Linked DNA regions of Homo sapiens: regions 1 and 3 are each linked to region 2. Evidence: chromatin contacts called from ENCODE Hi-C or POLR2A ChIA-PET data. All regions are on one chromosome and are shown on one strand. Each heading gives the region's core, a stretch centred on a gene start or an enhancer-like site at or near the end of the contact. The rest is flanking DNA. Distances are from core to core; before and after follow the strand shown.

Evidence for each region. A loop is a pair of places that touch in the nucleus more often than their neighbours do. ChIA-PET counts read pairs that join two places held with the same protein, here RNA polymerase II (POLR2A). Pooled maps may share reads with other maps.
Region 1: a pooled map shows a loop between it and region 2 (4-fold over the local background). The contact joins two enhancer-like sites. A Hi-C loop is called at or near these places in 6 of 50 pooled maps. POLR2A ChIA-PET finds 5 or more read pairs at or near these places in 4 of 52 experiments (H1, K562, activated T-cell and 1 more).
Region 3: a pooled map shows a loop between it and region 2 (2.3-fold over the local background). The contact joins the promoter of PLEKHF1 here to the enhancer-like site in region 2. A Hi-C loop is called at or near these places in 6 of 50 pooled maps. POLR2A ChIA-PET finds 5 or more read pairs at or near these places in 6 of 52 experiments (H1, K562, activated CD4-positive, alpha-beta T cell and 2 more).

The regions. Positions count from the first base shown.
Region 1 is chr19:29,685,257-29,689,195 of GRCh38, forward strand. No RefSeq gene overlaps it. Among named protein-coding and RNA genes, the nearest start is that of PLEKHF1, 22 kb to the left of the region's middle. Within about 2 kb of position 2,100, at least 3 of the 41 ENCODE cell types and tissues checked have a DNase peak (open chromatin) inside an H3K27ac peak, as active enhancers do.
Region 2 is chr19:29,586,344-29,590,185 of GRCh38, forward strand. No RefSeq gene overlaps it. Among named protein-coding and RNA genes, the nearest start is that of POP4, 18 kb to the right of the region's middle. Within about 2 kb of position 1,373, at least 2 of the 41 ENCODE cell types and tissues checked have a DNase peak (open chromatin) inside an H3K27ac peak, as active enhancers do.
Region 3 is chr19:29,663,466-29,666,961 of GRCh38, forward strand. It overlaps PLEKHF1 (pleckstrin homology and FYVE domain containing 1), which reads left to right and starts at 1,996. Exons shown (of 2, transcript NM_024310.5): 1 at 1,996-2,040. It overlaps LOC105372353 (a long non-coding RNA gene), which reads right to left and starts at 1,790. Exons shown (of 7, transcript XR_935896.3): 1 at 1,742-1,790; 2 at 567-742. RefSeq lists a silencer at 1,564-2,233 and enhancers at 1,755-2,308, 2,309-2,862, 2,314-2,433, 3,054-3,103.

The sequences.
Region 1 (3,939 bases), core at 850-3,349, 100 kb after region 2:
AGTTTTCTGTAGTAGTTACATGAATCTGCACTCCACTGGTGTGTATGAGGGTTCCAGTTGCTCCACGCCCTCACCAGCACTTGGTGTTTTCAGTCCTTTCACTGTGATCATTCTGGTGGGTTACTTGGAATACAGGTCTCAGACACTGTCCTGGAATCGGAGCTCGCCTCACCAGTTTCATGGGGTCGGTCTGGGGACGGGAGGGGCAGCTGTTCCTCCAGCATTCAGGCAGAGCGGGTGCCTGAGACTGACATCGTGTGGGTGTTAGGCCCAGTTCCAAACCAAAGAGGCAGTCAGCATATTTATGGCATGCACAGGTTGGCATTGGTGCAAAAAATGAAAGAGGAGAAAACTGCCCGCCAGCTTTTAAATATTTTATTTATTCATTCAGCAAATATTTGAGTACCTACAAGCACTGGGGCTACAATGGTAAATAAGACAAAAATCTCTCCCCTCTGGGAGTCCACTCTAGTGAAGGGAGACAGACAGTAACTACAACTGAAAGTGTGTTAGAGTGGCCGGGCACGGTGGCTCAGGCCTGTAATCCCAGCACTTTGGAGGCCGAGGTGGGTGGATCACGAGGTCAGGAGTTCGAGACCAGCCTGACCAACATGGTGAAACCCTGTCTCTACTAAAAATACAAAAATTAGTTGGGTGTGGTGGTGCATGTCTGTAATACCAGCTACTCGGGAGGCTGAGGCAGGAGAATTGCTTGAACCTGGGAGGCGGAGGTTGCATTGAGCCAAGATCGCACCACTGCACTCCAGCCTGGGCGATAAAGCGAGATTCCATCACAAAAAAAAAAAAAAAAAATGTGTTAGAGTCTCTCATATCTGTGGCATCTGCATCTTTTCCAGCACTAGGAAGATTCCCAGCAAAGAGGGGCCACACTGTTTGGAAATACACGTGCCTGCCCTTTTTAGTTCAGCTCTGCTGAGGGGCTTGTGTGTTTGCTGAAAAGATTATCTCAACATTCTTCCCCTTGCTATAGATTGTCTCATTTGGGGAAAAAAACATATAATAGAGTGTATTAGCGAGTAGTAAGTGCTATGGGTAATGACAGAGAAGGGAAGAGACGGTGAGGGCTGGGTGGCTACGGTTTCAGATGGAGCAGCCAGACATGGCATCACTGGAAAGGTGAAATTGAGTCAAGACCTAAAGGAAGGGAGGCAGAGGGCTATGCAGCTACTTGGGAGAAGAATATTCCAGACAGAGGGAGGAGCAGCTGCAAATGTCCTGGGGTAGGAACCTCCTGAGCCTGGAGGGGCCTAGAGCAGTGAATGAGGCGGAGGGTGCCAAGATGACTGCAGAGAGGTGAGGGGGAGAGGAGATGGCGGAGGGCCTGGGATATGCCAGGAGCCACAGCGTGTGGCACACACAGTCTTACTTAGCTTTTTTTTTTTTTAGACAGGGGCTTGCTCTGTCACCCAGGCTGAAGTGGAGTGCAGTGGTGCCATCATAGCTCACTGTAGCCTCAACCTCCTCGGCTCAAGCAATCCTCCCGCCTCAGCCTCTAGAGTAGCTGGGACTACAGGTGCACCACCATGCCCGGCTAATTTATTTTTTATTTTTTTGGAGAGGTCTGGCTATGTTGCACAGGTGGGTCTAGAACTCCCAGGCTCAAGCGATCCTCCTGCCTTGGCCTCCCAAGTAGCTGGGACTACAGGTGCACCACCATGCCCGGCTAATTTATTTTTTATTTTTTTGTAGAGGTCTAGCTGTGTTGCCCAGGTGGGTCTAGAACTCCTGGGCTCAAGCGATCCTTCTGCCTTGGCCTCCCAAAGTGCTGGGATTACAGCTGTGAGCCACCATGCTGGGCAGGAACTTTGTTTTTTAATGACAAGGTGGAGATTCCTACTAGATATGGAGAGGCTGAGTGGGCCAGAGGAAAATCCAGGCTGCCCAAACACATTTGGGAGTCACCAGTGAGTAGGCAAGTCAGGGGCTGGGTGAGTGTGGATAGGAAGAGAAGGCTCCAAGAAATGAGCCCTGGGACACCCCAGGGTCTGCAGGTCAGCTATCGGAGGTCGGAGCAGCAGAGGAGATGGAGAAGGAGCAGCCAGTCCCGCTGCAAGGGGAAGGCCAGGAGAGCCTGGGGCCAGAGGCGCAGCCAGGAGGGAGGGACCAAGGAAGGGGAGGACTGGAAACTGACCTCGGGCTTAGGAACGTGGAGGTCAGTGGTGCCCTTGATGAAGGATCTTGGTGGGGTGGTGGGAGCAGATGCCTGCGGGAAAGGAACGAGAGGACGGAAGAGACAGATTAGCAGCGGCAAGCACAGAAACTCACCGGAGGAATGCTGATGCAAAGGGAGAGAGAAGTGGAACCAAAGCGAGTTTGGGGTTTTGAAAAAATAGCATTTTTGAGATATTGTTCACATCCCATAAGATCCGCCCCCTCTTTGGAGTATCCAACTCAGTGGTTTTTAGTAGTCACAAGATTGTGCAGCCATCACCACTATCCAATTTCAGAACAGTTTCATCACCCCACAGAGAAACCCTACACCCATGACGAGTCACTACCCGTTCCTCCCACCTCCCAGCCCCTGGCAACGGCGAACCTACTTTCCACCTCTGTGGATTTGCCTTTTCTGCACATTTCATGTAAATGGAATTATACAATACATGGTCTTTTGTGACTAGTTTCTTTCACTCGGTATAATTTTTTTTTTTTTTTTTGATGGAGTCTCACTGTGTTACCCAGGCTGCAGTACAGTGGCACGATCTCGGCTGACAGCAACCTCTACCTCCTGGGTTCAAGTGATTCTTCTGCCTCAGCCTCCCGAGGAGCTGGGATTACAGGCATGCGTCACCACGCCCAGCTAATTTTTGTATTTTTAGCAGAGACAGAGTTTCACCATGTTGCCCAGGCTGGTCTCGAACTCCTGACCTCAAGTGATTCACCCGCCTCGGTCTCCCAAAGTGCTGGGATCACAGGCGTAAGCCCCGTGCCTGGCCTTAGTATAATATTCAAGATTCATCCATGTTTAGCGCGGATCAGTATGCAATTCCTTTTTATGGCTGAGTAATAGCCCATCCTATGTTCTACACATTTTGTTATTATTCACCAGATGATGGACATTTAGTTGTAATGCTTTTTGGCTATTGTGAGTAATGTTGCTTGTGAACACTGGTGTGTGTGTGTTTTTGTCTGGACATATGTTTTCCACTCTCTTGGGTATATGCCTAGGGGTGGAATTGCTGAGTCATGCAGTCACTCTGTTTAACGTTTTGAGAAGCTGTCAAACTGTTTTCCAAAACGGCTACATCATTTTACATTCCCACCAGCAATGTACAAAGGTTCTGATTTCTTCCCAACCTCATCAATACTTGTTATTCTCTTTATTTTAACCATCCTAGTAGGGAAAAAGTGGTATATTGTGGTTTTGACGGCTGATGGTGTTGAGCCTCTTCTCATGCGCTTAGTGTCCACTTTTAAATTAGGACATTTGCCTCTTTTTTTGTAGCGATGGAGTCTCATTATGTTGCCCAGTCTGGTCTTGAACTCCTGGGCTGGCAGAAGCAATCTTCCTGCTTCTGCCACCCAAAATACTGGTATTATAGACATGAGCCACCAAGCCCAGCCACGTTTGTCTTTTTATTGCTTAGTTGCGAGCATTCTTTATACATTCTAGATACTAGTCCCTTATCAGATACATGATTTGCAGTTATTTTCTCTCATTCCATGGTTTGTTTTTTTCACTTTCTTGATAGTGCCCAATGCACGTAAGTTTTAAATTTTTGATGAAATCCCATTAACCTATTTTTTCATTTGCCACTTGTGTGTTTATGTCATATCTAAGAAACCACTGCCTAATCCAAGGTCATAAAGAGTTATTCCTATGTTTTCATCTAAGGGTTTTATAGTTTTAGTTGTTACATTTATGTCTGTTTAGACTTAATTTTTTTTTTCTAACAGGAAAAAAAGGAGGATTGCTGGATT
Region 2 (3,842 bases), core at 123-2,622:
TCCATTCTGACTATTGGGAATATGACCCAGCCCAGCCCTTGTGATTTCCAGAAATTGTTCTACCTTTTTCTTTCCAGCGTTTTTTCACTGGCCTCAAGCAGCTTCCTCATATGCAGGCATTGATGGGTACTCAGCAGAAGACCTGAGTGGGACCAGCAGATCTCTGAGCACTCTCCACACCACACTGTCTCTGCAACTCAAAGAAACCACTAGACTCTGTCTGGACACCCAGGCACACCCCCATCCCTGTCCTGGAATCTCGCTCCAGACAGTGAGCTCAGGCAATCCAGGCCTCATCCCATTTGTTTCCTTTCTCTCATGAGTCACTGCCTTATGCTGCCTTTTGATCAATGTCTAAAAAGAGTTGTTTCAAATATTGTATCTGCTTTTTTAGTTGTTTATGATGGGCAGGTAAATCCAATGCCTGTTACCTTATCACAGCCAGAAGCAGAAGGCTACTCTGGACATTTTGAATTTGAGGTTCCTGCAGAATACCAAACTGCAGATATCTAGCAAACTGTTGTAAGTAATGAGAGAGGTTGCGACCAGAGATAAATTTTGGAAGCAAATGCATAAAGCTGTTAGCTAAAACACAGCTGGAGGGAGCTTCTAGTAGAGGAATGATGGCATCTTAAAGACAAAATCCACTGGAGCAGGGTAGACACAAAGGAGAACATGATGTGGGAAAGCAGAAGAAAGTGAGAAATACATGAGAACTCACTGAAGAAGGAGGTCGTGGAAACCAGGGCTTGGAGAGTTTCAAGAAGCTGAAAGTATCCACAGTGCCTAATGCCCCAGAGACTATGGGCATGATGTTGGGAAGGCAGGCTCCAGGCACGATGCCATCATGCTGTGAGTGCACCTGTACTGTTGCTTCGTGTGTGCTGGCCCCACTGGTTTTGCTAATGTGACAAACTGGTCCCCTCTGCCAGAGAAGATTGAGGTGGGGTGAGTGAATGAGATGGGAAGAATGGCACAGACCATACTTTCACAAAGCTTGGTTGAGAAGGGAGGGAGAGTAGTAGCTAGTAGTAGTACCAGAAGACCAGGGCAGGCAGTGGCAAAATTTCTTAGTTTCAAAGTCTTAAGCCTGTGAACAGTCTAAGGAAGAAAAGGGAATCGTCAGATAGAGCCTGGGACAGGGAAGGAAGAGAGTTGATGGGGCAAGATACCATGAGATGGGAAGGGGAAAGAGTTTTGCCCTGGGCGGGAGAAAAGAAAATGAGTGCCAAAGTAGAAAAGGTTTCAGATGAGATAACAAGTCTGTGATCCAACCACCACTCTCCCTATTTACCAAGAGAGTTTGACAACACACAGGCAGGTCACATGCTAGCCTGAAGGCAGCCTAGCCACAGCCTCAGATTGGTTCCCACTAGCTCAAGCCTGCAATGCTGAGAACTGTTTTCATAGCTGGTGGCAGGAAGTCCCATAAATGCACTGAGGTCACAGGCATCTGTGCACAGTGCTCAAGACCACAGTTTAGGGCTGCCTTGAGTCACCCAAGTGTTGTGACTCATACAAGACACTAAAGAAATCCATCTTCCATAGCATCTGTACCTGAAGCATTAGGTTCCACATAGCAGAGGGGGAAACATCTCGTTTCTTTTTCTTTTCTTTTTTTAACTTTTATTTTAGATTCAGGGCGTACACGTGCAGGTTTGGTACATGGGTATATTTTATGATGCTGAGGTTTAGGATGTGATTGATTCCATCACCCAGGTAATGAGCATAATACTCAATAGGTGGTTTTTCAGCCCTTGCCCCCCTCCTTCCCTGCTGTAGGAGTCCCCAGTGTCTATGTTTGCCATCGTTATGTCCATGAGTCCCCAGTATTTAGCTCCCACTCATCAGTGAAAACTTGCAGTATTTTGTTTCCTGTTTCTGAGAAAATTCACTTAGGATAATGGCCTCCAGCTGCATCCAGCTGGAGAGGACCTAATTTTGTTCTTTTTCATGGCTGCATAGTATTCCATGGTGTATATGTATCATATTTTTCTTTATCCAGTACACTGTTGGTGGGCACCTGGGTTGATTCCATGTCTTTGCTATTGTGAATAGTGCTGCAGTGAACATACGAGTGTATGTGTCTTTTTGGTAGAATGATTTATATTCCTTTGGGTAGACACCCAGTAATGGAATTGCTGGGTTGAATGGTAGTTCTGTTTTAAGTTCTTTGAGAAATCTCCAAACTGCTTTCCACAGTGCCTGAACTAATTTACATTCCCACCAACAGTGTACAAGCAATCAGTTTTCTCTACAGCATCATCAACATCTGCTATTTTTTGACTTTTTAGTAGTGGCCATTCTGACTGGTGTGAAATGGTATCTCATTGTGAGAACCACATGATTTCTACAAAGTATATCTACTAGATCTCTCACGGTTGACAGAACTTGGCAATCTGAACTGCTTTAAGCCAAAGGGGGATTTATAGGGCTGGATGCAGCTGCAGCTGTATCTAGAACTCAGAAATTCCAAGTCCTGGCCTCTCCCTCCATCTCTCAGGTCTGCCTGATGCACAGGTGGCTACATATAGTGGCACGTCCCCCAGCTTTACAACAGTTTCAGAGTTGGCTAGGCATGGTGGCTCACATCTGTAATCCCAGCACTTTGGGAGGCTGAGGTGGAAGGATTGCTTGAGGCCAGGAGTTCAAGACCAGTCTGGACAACATAGCAAGTCCCCATCTCTACTAAAAATAAAGAGGTTAGCCAGGTGTCGTGGTGCCCACCTGTGATCCTAGCTACTTGAGAGTCTGAGGTGGGAGGATCACTTTAGCCCGGGAGATTAAGGCTGCAGTGAGCCATTGATTGTACCACCACACTCCAACGTGGGTGATAGAGTGAGACCCATCTCTAGAAAAGAAAAGTTCCAGAGTTGATCCATCCTGGCTCTGTGTACCAGGGGGTACAAGGTACAGGTACAGATGCCCTGCATGGATCATCCTGAACCAATCACCAGGGTGAGAGAGACTGAGTGTGCTGACTTGGTGAGCCCAGGATGGAATAAGCCTCACCAGATGCATCTGGGCTGAGAGTGGGATGGGCAGATCCTCCCGCAAAAATCAGACAAGCTATTATTGGAGAGGAAGCAGATGCCAGGAGGCCAAACTGATGTCCCCTGCAAGAAATCTGCAGGGGCCCACCCCAAGGCAACAGCTGTGGGAGGACTGCCCCAGGATTGGAGCACACAGACCCAAGGAAACTTGGCCCAAATGTGCTTTTGTCTTGGAATTTCATCTTCACAGGGTATCTGTGTGAAGGAGAGACATGGCGAGGCTCAAGCTTGGAAGATGTACATGTCATTCTGGAAACACTTGTGCATCATTATATTAGTCTGTTCTAACACTGCTGTAAAGAACTGCCTGAGACTGGGTAATTTATAAAGGAAAGAGGTTTAATTGACTCACAGTTCCACATGGCTGGGGAGGCCTCAGGAAACTTACAATCGTGGTGGAAGGGGAAGCAAACATGTCCTTCACATGGCAGCAGGAGAGAGAAGAATAAGAGCTGAGTGAAGGGGGAAGCCCCTTATAAAATCATCAGACCTTGTGAGAACTCACTCAGTATCACAAGAATAGCATGGGGGAAACCGGCCCCTTGATTAAATTACCTCCCACCGAGTCCCTCCCACAACATGTGGGGATTATGGGAACTACAACTCAAGATGAGATTTGGGTGGGGACACAGCCAAACCATATCAATCATGTATGCTGAGAAAAACCATTTTCATTAGCTTCCCCTCGACCTTCCATGTTGCTGCAAATGAACCCACAGTTCCATCTCGAAAATTCAACTGGAACTATTCCCTTTGTTAAATAAACTTCATTTAAGGGCTGACTGCCTT
Region 3 (3,496 bases), core at 746-3,245, 78 kb after region 2:
GGGTAAAGTGCCCCAAGGGGGAAACCAGAGGGAGTGTGGGGACCATAGTGGAGGGGAGAACACAAGGCCCCTCTAAAGAGGACCCGCATTCTCAAATCTTCTGATTTAAGAGAAGCTGAAGATCCTGATTTTTATGTGAACTCTCCCCATATGAAATGTTCACAGCAATGCATTTTAAAAATGTTTAAACACTTTGAAAGCAAACAGACATTATTCGGGTCTTGTGGGGTTCAGGGTTACTTACCAGGCGGTGACTTCTGTTGAATGCTCATAAAAGCTGTCCTTGCTGATGAGGGCAACGGTAGTGGGTGGGCGCCATGAAGTGGTAGTGGGGAGGGGGCTCCCCAAGGCCACAGCTGGTGGCCCTCTCACTTGCCTGTCCCCTCTCCCTCCCCCTCCGTCACCCCCTTTCCCTTCCCTTCTCAGCTGGGAGAGGACCGTCTCCAGCACTGGGCCCACCTCACAGCCTCGCCCATAGCCCCCTGCCAAGAGAGCAGGCACCTCTTCTAGCTCCAGCCCCACAGCCCTACAGCCCATCAGCCCTCCCCCCGCTGCTCCCCTCTCACCTGGTCCTGGCCCAGCAGGCCTGCCCCGGCCTGAGCCACCCCTCTCAGGGTGCCCAGGTGGAGTTCTATTTGGCAAGACAACCTGCATCTATGTGACAGGTAGGGACTGCGTTCCTCCTATGCGCTGCCCGTTCTCAGCACTCGGTATGCAGGGGTGAACCAGAAGAAAGTCCTGTCTGAACACGAGAAGAAATTACTGTCTAGCCCGTGGGGCTCACAGCCTGGGTGGGAGGCAAGCCACCAGCATGACTTGTTTATGAGCATTCCACAGAAGCCACAGCCTGGTAGGCAGCCCTGAATCCCACGAGCGGCCTCAGGAGAGGACTCTGGGTTGGGAGATGCTTTGCAAAATTACAAACACGGGTGACTGTGGAGGGAGATGGGGTGGAGACAGGGAACCGCTTTGGGTGGCCAGGGCAGCCTCCCTGAGGAGGTGACAGTTTGAGGTCTGATGGAGGTAGAAGCAAAGGCCTGAGGCTTTAAGGAACAGGAAGAAGCCCATTTGAGAGGACCTGTGGGGAGGAGGCCAGGGAGGGCCAGGAAGGCCTCCGGGCACTGAGGCCTGGGAATTTCCTTCTGAGCCGCACAGGAGGCTCAGGTGCGGTTGAGTCAGGGGTGACATAACTTGCTGCTAGTGTTGGACCTGGGTGACGGGCACCAGGGTCCCCTGGACTATTCTCTTTCCTTCAGTTTGAAATTTTCCACTATAAAAAGCTTAAAATAGGCCAGGTGCGGTGGCTCACTACTGAAATCCCAGCACTTTAGGAGGTCAAGGCGAGAGGATGGCTTGAGCTAAGGGGTTCGAGACCAGCCTGGGCAACATAGTGAGACCTCCGTCTGTACAAAAATACAAAAACTAGCCGGTCCTGGTGGGCTAATTCTCCTGGGGTCAGGATGATTTCTGTGCAGGCTGCAGTGAGCCGTGACCGCGCCATTGCACTCCAGCCTGGGCGACAGAGGGAGACACCGTCTCAAAAAAAAAAAAAGGTTATAAAGTGCTGCTGCATTTTCATATTACGATTATTGACCGCTGAGGGTGACTGTGCTGTGAGGCCCGCCGGAGGCACCAGAAGGCACAAGCCTCCCACTGCCCCTTTCCCCGCCAAGTCCCGCAGGTCTCGCAGTCGCGGGCGCCCCCACCCCACCCCTGCCCAAGGCCAGGGTCGCAGTCCCACCGGGTGACGGCAGTCGCGCTCCGCGTGGGGCAGCGGCGAGCGGAAAGGGAAGCCGGGCGGGGCCAGGGGGTCAAACACGGGCGACAGTCCCGCCCAGCCCCGGACCTGCAGCGCGCACAAGCTCGGGCGCCCTCCGAGCGCCGCGCCCAAGCCCCGCCCCTCCCGCTTCCCGGGCTCCGATTGGCCGAGCCACCGCGGGGGCGTGTCCGGCGGAGCTGGCCGGGACCCGGGCGGAGCGGGCGGGGACCCGGGCTACTGCGGTGTGGACTCGAGGGCTGGGCGCGGGGCCGGCGCAGAAGGTGAGTCCCCCCACCGTCCCCCGGCCGGGCTGCGGGTCGCGGGGCAGGCGCATGAGGCGAGTCTCCCATCACCACCCCCGGACAAGCGAGCTCTCTCCCGCCGCGCGGTCTTGGCGGCTCCTGGGCCGGCGGGGCGCAGTGCCGCTGACTCCAGCCCAAGAAGAGGCCTGGGAAGGGCGCTCCTGGGCGGCTTGCGGGGTGAACCTGCAGGGAGCCTGGGGAGAGCGGTCAGGGGTCAGAGCGTCCGAGGCGGAATCCCCGGGGAAACGCGCAGATGTAAGCTGGTGGAGGTAAGGGGGTCGCGGGCCACCCGGGACTGCAGGGGTCTCAGCGCACCCGGTCGCTGGTGGTGTTTCCGGGATCCTGGCCTCGTGTGGCCGCCGGGACCTCTCTTCTCAGCCCCAGTCTGCAGTCTGGAGGCCTGGATGGGACCACTGTCCCCCTGGGCAGGGGCGCGGCGGGGGGCGCTGGGGTCCCAGTTCCTCTGGAGCAGTTGAGTTTGTGATTCTTGGTGGGAGCTGCCAAGGGAAACAGGGTCGGGCACTGCTCCCATCTCAGAGAGGAAACTATTGAGCAGGCCCGCAGAGAGAGGCGGCCTGGAATCTCCCTCCTTTCTCGTTTCCCCAACACCTGGCGGGCCGTGTAGGGCAGAGGTGTGGTCAGCCTCTTTGCAGGTGGGAAAGCAGAGAGGTTCCGAGCCACGCTGAAACTTGATCTCTGCAGCCCAAGGGGAGCACTCCTTTGGAATTTGAACACCTCTGGTATCTCCTGGCCAGAGAGGGTCAGAGGCCAAGGAGGTGGGGAGGTAGTCCCCTAATGCGCTGGGATCGTCCCTCTGCACAGCGTCGTTCCCACTGGAGTCTGTTGTGAGCTGAGATGACTCTCTGACTTCGGCCTGCGTCCCTGCACACGTCAGCCCTCCGGGCTGCCAAAACACAGGCCAGGCAGCCCTGGGTGAACTAGGGGACCTGCCCAACCCAGCCCACCCCGAGGAAGGAAGGGGGATTGGCCAGTGTGGCCTGGAGGGTGGGACAGCCCAGCCAAGCTGACGGACCTGCTCGGGATGGGGTGGGCATCAGGCATTTGGAGCGCAGGCAACACCCGCTGGACTCTGACTTCTGGAGTTCTGATTTGGTCTCTGGTTGAGTGCAGCTTTCCACAGCTCATGGTTATTTTGGAGCCGAGCTTCCTGATCACTCAGCAGGGACCTTGGGCAGTGACTTTGATGTGGTGGAAGTACCTTCCCCAAGGGGGCTTTTGTGAGGATTAAGTGAAATAATGAACGTAATATGCTTAACTTTGTGCCTGGTGAGCTCTAAGTGCTCAGTCGGCGGCACTTCCAGTTTTGTTTTGCTTTGTTTTTCATTACCGGTCTCTTCCCGGAGGAGGGCCTTCCAGGAATCACAGGGCTGGACAGAGCCCAGGGGCGGCCCCTCTGGAGGGAGAGGAGGCTTGG